2 separate regions of the Homo sapiens genome follow, and region 1 is linked to region 2. Evidence: chromatin contacts called from ENCODE Hi-C or POLR2A ChIA-PET data. All regions are on one chromosome and are shown on one strand. Each heading gives the region's core, a stretch centred on a gene start or an enhancer-like site at or near the end of the contact. The rest is flanking DNA. Distances are from core to core; before and after follow the strand shown.

Region 1 (3,395 bases), core at 632-3,131, 480 kb before region 2:
TTTAAGGAATGGGAAAATACTCTTAGATGCGCTTCAGACCAGATACTGTGTTTCTCCTGGGCAGTGTGCAGTAGAGGGAGGCCCTTCCCTATCACAGCATCTTCAGTAACTTGACTTTGAGAGTAACACTCCACCTACCATGAAGACAAGCCTATCAACACTGTTGATCAGTGGAGCAACAAATGCCACTGCCAAGAGCCCATGGGCTCCTCTGTCTTCATTAATGCATTCCTCTCTATAGGATTCAAGGAGAACACACTTCATAGACAATTATACACTCGGTGCAAAATTGAAGAAGTCCTGTGGGGCCACAGAAACCAAGATGAGTAATGGCTTGGAAAGGGTCTCCTCCTCAACAAGCTATGCAGGATATAGGCAACATTATAATTATTCTATAACTTAGTATTTTCCACTTATAAATTTCCTTAGTACTCTGATCATGGTGACTATCTAAATGAAAACAAAAGGCCAGGTACGGTGGCTCACGCTTGTAATACCGCACTTTGGGAGGCCAAGGCAGGCAGATCACTTAAGGCCAGGAGTTTGAGACCAGCCTTGCCAACGTGGTGAAACCCCATCTCTACTAAAAATACAAAAATTAGCTTGGCACAGTGCTGCACACCTGTAATCCCAGCTACCTGGGAGGCTGAGGCACGAGAATCGCTTGAATCCAGGAGGCAAAGATTGCAGTGAGCGGAGATCGTGCCACTGAACTCCAGCGTAGGTGAGAGAGTGAGACTCTGTCTCAATAAATAAATAAATAAATAAATAAATAAATAAATAAATAACACAAAACACATACATACTCAAAGGAAGATAAGTAATTCAGGTTAATCTGAATGCAGCCCTACTGCCTAGTCTGTGCCTCCATAAGGAGGATGTGGCTATCACTTGGACTTCTATCACCAGTACAGATCCACCTTAATGTCCAATGGGCATTAAGTGAGGAACTCAATAAAGTACAAAGAAGTAACATGATGCATGTTAGCTATATTATTACTGTCATTTAATCCTGGTTCTCAATATAAACATACACTCACTAGCAAAATGGCAAAGAGAAGTGGGCATGAGAAAGGACTGGAAAGAAAAGCATCAATGGCATGTTGCTTATTTTACTAAATACAAACAATGGGATTCCTCTACTGATCCAGTATTTTTCCAGCAATGGACCTGGCTTCTATGTTGGACTAAAATAGCCTCTGAAGTCTAAATTTGTAAAATAATGTTTATAAAAACAACATAATAATAAAGTGATTATAGCTTCATCAGCCAAATATGATTTTTACATATAATATCAGCTGTATAGCATACTTTAGTAAAGTACTCCCCCTCCACCCCCTCCCCACCTGAGACTTAGCCACAGTGAAGTCAGGAATGCATTAGGCAGCCAAATGGAAACTACCCGGTGATAAGCGGCTGAGTGACAGCCAGGTCAGCTCTGCCACACCTTGGTGCTAGAGGATAAATTACATCTGACACTGATGTACTCCTTCAACAAGAAGACTTGCTTTAAGGTTCTGATTAGGAAAAATGAGTTAGTCTGCTAATTTCAGTGAATCAAAGTTGTCTATTATAAGACAGAGTTGTTTGTTTAGATATGTTTTATACTATATAAAAGTATAAACAACAATTTTTAAAATGTACAGTTTATACTTTACAGAGCTTAATTTCTGCTCCAAATTTTGTTATCCAGAGCCACTATTTGTGGTATATTATCATACTGTAACAAATTGCCTGTCTGACTTGAAAGTTGTGTGGCCCAAGAAAAGCTCTTACAGTAACCACTCTGTGTAACTGACTTCCACTGAACAACTTCCTGGATTAACCACTGCTCATAATTTCCCTGCAAACCATGCTGACAAATACCCAATGGCACTAGCAGTCTAGTGGGTGATCCCTAGGTGCCATACATACTTTCTGTTCCTGCCAGCTGGACCTCATGCTGACAAAGAGTGAGCTGTTTATACCAATTGACTTGCTATTTTAATTATGAAATTTAATCATGAAAGCTGATGAAATATGAGTACAAAAGATAAACGTTGTTCCTATTAAAAACTAAGGCTTTATACAAACTTAATAAAGGCAAGTCATTAAAAAGAAAGCTGTTGGATTAAATGTGGGCAGGACAGCTATGAAAAAATGAGAAAAAATTTATGAAATCTAAGATTTTGTACTCAGATTATGTTGTTAGTCTCTATGTTTTTATTCTTATGGTTTAGCCTATTAACACAATTAAGAATTTAAAAGAGTAGAATCATTGTCAAAGAAAAGCCCTTGGTCTCACAAGAGTTTGGCAAACATATTCTTATATGTGTTAATGATAATAAAACAGTTTGAATGTATACTTTTTAACAATTCCCTGCTTGAGTTGATATTTTCAATTCACTAGTTCCAATTATGCTGGGTAAAAGGGTATTTTCCATGCTTCAAGTTAGTAACTACTGGATTAGTGGGTATTAGATTTATGAGGTTATTATGAACAAACAGGATTAATCTGGAATCTAGGCATTCACATTTTTATTCCAGACTTTTGAAAGATAAAATACTTTAAGATTCTCCATCTCTTTAACCTAGCAGAGATCAGAGAACAGTGATTAAGAACATGACTCTGTTCAGACAGCCTGGCTCCAACATTTACTAGCTCCATGAGAGTCTTATCACTTAAGCTCCAGTTTTCTCAACTGGAAAATAAGGTTAACAATAGTACCTACCTTCCTGGGCATCAAGAGATTGAAATGAGAAAATGTGGCATAGCAAATGCCTAGTACAGTGCCTGGTACACAGTAAGTACCCAAAATGTTCATTATTATAATAATATTATTATACTGCCTAATAGGAAAAAAGTACCCATTATTACATAAATTAGATTATAACTAATATGTTTCAGTGTCAGTTTTGGGTGGAGGCCATTTTGCCTCCACCTATCGACAGCTCAGACACACCTGCAGAAAATTTGCACAGGTACAGTAAAGCAGGGGTTCTCAGCTAGGGGTTAGTTTACCTCTTAAGAGACATTTGGCAATGCCTGAAGACATTTTAGGCTGTCACAACTAGAGGGAGGAGGAAAACCTACTGGCATTAATAGTGTGGAAGCCAGGGATGCTGCTAAGCATCCTACATCCTACAATACACAGGACAGCCCCCTACTCCACGCTACCCCAACAAAGAATCATCGCACCCCCAAATGCCAAGTTGGCAAGAATGAGAAACCTTGTACCTTAAAGGACAGTGTAACAGAGATGTAATTTCTAAAATATAAACTTCAGAAAATTATTCTGAGAAGATAAATGTTTAAAAATGACATCAGGGTATGCAATACATATTGATTCCAAGACCCACGCTATAGATATGTAGGAATGAGACATGGATGTTTAGTCACGAGACAAGATTGTTTC
Region 2 (3,438 bases), core at 95-2,594:
AGGGCTACACCCTAGTAGTAAAAGAGAAACAGATCAGTTCTCAGAAGGCTGAAGATCATCTTCCAAACAGCTCATTCCCTTATTTCCTACCTTGTTTGCCAAAAGTAAAAGTAGATCATCTTGAGGAAGATTATAACATCTACAGCCTCAATTATGTACAGATTTTCATATACTGTGTCTGGCATTCAATCAGAATGTATTCTGAATGAATACCAGTGTCTGGTATTCAATCAGAAATACACAGACAAAAGACAAAACAGAGAAACAAGAGGGGGAAAAAAAAAACAACAGAAACAGAATCACAGGAGACCCAGATGTTGGAATTATCATATATGAGCTTTAACTGTAGTTAATATGTTTAATAAATTAAATAGTGAGCAAGAACATCAGCAGGTAACTGGAAATATATTAGAGGATCAAATGCAAATTCTGGAACTGAAAAATATACAAATTAAAATTAATAACTCAATAGATCAGTTTAGCAGAATATTAGATACAGATGATGAAAGAAAAATAACAACTGGAAGATATGTAGAATAAAATATTTAAACTAAATATGGAGAGACCAAAGATAGGAAATTCAGAAAAGAACATGAGATAAAGGACATGGTAAAATATGTGTATAATTGTGGTGTGAGAGGAGGAGAGAAAAATAATATGGCAGAAGGAATATTTGAAGAGATAATGGCCAAGATTCAGTGATAATAAAAAACACTTTGGCAAGATAAATACAAAGAAAACTACACACAGGCACTATATGGAAAGCTTTAAAAATCAAAGACAAAAATAATTGGAGGATTAAAAATACATTGCCCTTAAAAGAGCAACAAGACTAAAAAAATCATGAAAGGTAGAAGACAGTGGAATGATTCCTTTGAACTGCAGAAAGAAAATAACTGCCAAGCCAAATCTCTGTATCTCACAAAAATAAAGTCTCTGTATTTATTTCTGTATCTCACTGAAATAGTCTCTTTCCTCCAAATTCAAGATAGCCTTTGTTCACAGGAGTTGACTCGGGGTAATCAAAAGTTATATGCAGATTTTCAACTGTGCCGGGCGTTGGCACCCCTAATCCCTGCGTCGTTCAAGGGTCAACTGTATTACAAACACACAGAGGCACTACTGGGTATCTGGTTAAGTTCAGTGCTATCCTGGAATGTTGACTTTATATGATAAAGACAGGTCAAGAATATTTGCTTTAAGATGAGGCCACAGATGTGGAGTATTTTTATATGGGCCGGTTGCTTCTGTATCCGTAAATAGTGCTCTCATAAGAAAAAAGGAACCTCGGACTGAAAGATGACTTTCCCCTTTTGGCATGGTTCACTGGGCACTGAAACTGAATGGCATCTTTAAAAGTTTCACAGACAAGGTAGATTCATCTCCAGTTATTTGCTGTTAATGCTTGAGAAATTGCAAAGCAACCTTGGGATCCTCTTGCATTAAATTACATTTTCCCAAGGATGAAGCTTAATTATATTTAGTTGCCTTGGATAAGCACCTATGGAGGAAAAATTTTTTTTTTTTTTTTGGAGACAGCATCTCACTTTGTCACCCAGGCTGGAGTGCAGTGGTGCAATCTCAGCTCACCGCAACCTTCGCCTCCTGGCGGAGTAATCTTCCCACCTCAGCCTCCCAAGTAGCTGGGACTACAGGCACACACCACTGTGCTCGACTAATTTTCAAGTTTTTCTGTAGAAAAGGGGTCTCTATTGCTCAGGCTAAGAATAAATATTTTATATAAGTAAGTGCTTATATACCCAGGAAGCCACCATTCTGTCATGCCCTTACTTCACAAAGTGTTGCTTTCCACCCTTCCCCAGGGGAAAACACACCTAACATGGCAAGATTCATTGGCTACAGTTCAGCGAAACATTTTTGGATCCTTTAGGAGGAAAAATCTTACATAAACTGCACTTTAAGAATAAGGTTGTGCAGGATCTGGATTAAAAAAAAGAATAAGGAAGAAGTTTTATGGGACCTAAATTTCACGTCAACAGCCCTTTGAATCTCTGGCTCTACGAGGAATGCAACTAATCCAGGGAATGCCTTTCTTTGAAGATGTTTTATGCCACTGTGACCCCAGAGGAAAGATAGATAGCAAATTATTTGGACTCTGATGCAAAAGGCATATAATCTGTATCCTGCTGGTTCTGGTTCTTACTAATAAATAGTTAAAATGATGCATTAAAGGATTATAAGTGATTTAATCAAGAATATGTCTATTCTCATTGTAAATTAGCTTGCATTTTCTGTATTATATGTGAAATCACTGAGTTAGTACACACTGCAAATATACCAAACAAGTTTGTACCTGCCTTTGATGACCATAATCCAAATGTTCTTTCCATTTTCTGTATTGTAGTTTAGTCTGTGATTGAACATTTTTATCCTACATGTTCTATCTAATATTGTTAATATGTAACATCGAGATAAATTCAGAAGACAAACTACAACCCTTGCACTAAGAAAAGTGTGAAACAGACCATGTTTTAACATGAAGTATGATGTACGCTTTTGATCTATTGCAAGTTGAAGCACATGTTTACAGGCCAAAGCTTGTTTAAAATGATTTCAGAACCAAGTGTGAACATGCCATACAGAACTTAATATAGTGTACTCTAATTTTTCTCAGTTTGACAAAAAATGGACAGAAGGCAAAATGAAAAAAAATTTATTTCCTCAGTGTTTTATCCACTGTCAATACTGTATTTTTGATGCAATATATTTGCCAAAAGAACTCAGCTTTTATTTTCCATTTTAAACAACTACAATATTTACAAGCTGTTCAGAATAACACTCAGACACACACACACTCACAGACACACGTAAGTACATATGTCCTTATCTCTGGTTTATACTGAATGCTGGTAAAGGCCATGAATACTTTCCAGAGCCCATGATCAGAAAAGGAAAACCCATTTTCCTTTCTTACGTTCACTTTCCTAGAATCATTTTCAATATTCCTCCTTCCATTTCCTCATGCAGAGCTCATTGCCAGACTTGTATAGGTTTAATCAGTTTTTACATTTTACTTTTACTTAAACTATAAGCTTTTAAAAAGCATAAGCAGACATGATTCCCCCCCCCCCCCCCATTTCTATTATTTTGGTTGTAGAATCAAGCTTCATAGATAAAAAATCTTGTTCAATCACAAGTACACTAAACCCAAGAGTCATCTGGAGCAGCCATCTTATGCTCTATCACTACTCTGTTGTGAATTCCGGGGCACCACCTCATTGTGCAGGTAAAACTCAGGAATTCATCCCCATCACAGTGTTAGATGACCTTTGTTCCTTCTAGCTTGGCTCCACTGAATCATAAATTGTCAGGTACAGAGCTGAGGCATAAGAAAAAAGGTATAACCCTATATAATAGGTATAAGTCTTAGAACAGAGTTGTCATATAACCTTGTGGTGACAATCAGCTCTAGTTCCA

The links. Hi-C counts contacts between places; a loop is a spot of excess contacts on that map. ChIA-PET counts read pairs that join two places held with the same protein, here RNA polymerase II (POLR2A). Pooled maps may share reads with other maps.
Region 1: a pooled map shows a loop between it and region 2 (2.1-fold over the local background). The contact joins two enhancer-like sites. A Hi-C loop is called at or near these places in 1 of 50 pooled maps. POLR2A ChIA-PET finds 5 or more read pairs at or near these places in 3 of 52 experiments (HCT116, HEK293 and WTC11).

What each region holds. Positions count from the first base shown.
Region 1 is chr14:71,590,582-71,593,976 of GRCh38, reverse strand. The region is part of intron 5 of SIPA1L1 (signal induced proliferation associated 1 like 1); the gene reads right to left. Among named protein-coding and RNA genes, the nearest start is that of SNORD56B, 190 kb to the right of the region's middle. Within about 2 kb of position 1,881, at least 4 of the 41 ENCODE cell types and tissues checked have a DNase peak (open chromatin) inside an H3K27ac peak, as active enhancers do.
Region 2 is chr14:71,114,602-71,118,039 of GRCh38, reverse strand. PCNX1 (pecanex 1) reads right to left here. Exons shown (of 36, transcript NM_014982.3): 36 at 2,658-3,438. Among named protein-coding and RNA genes, the nearest start is that of SIPA1L1, 200 kb to the left of the region's middle. RefSeq lists a silencer at 1,014-1,308. Within about 2 kb of position 1,344, at least 3 of the 41 ENCODE cell types and tissues checked have a DNase peak (open chromatin) inside an H3K27ac peak, as active enhancers do.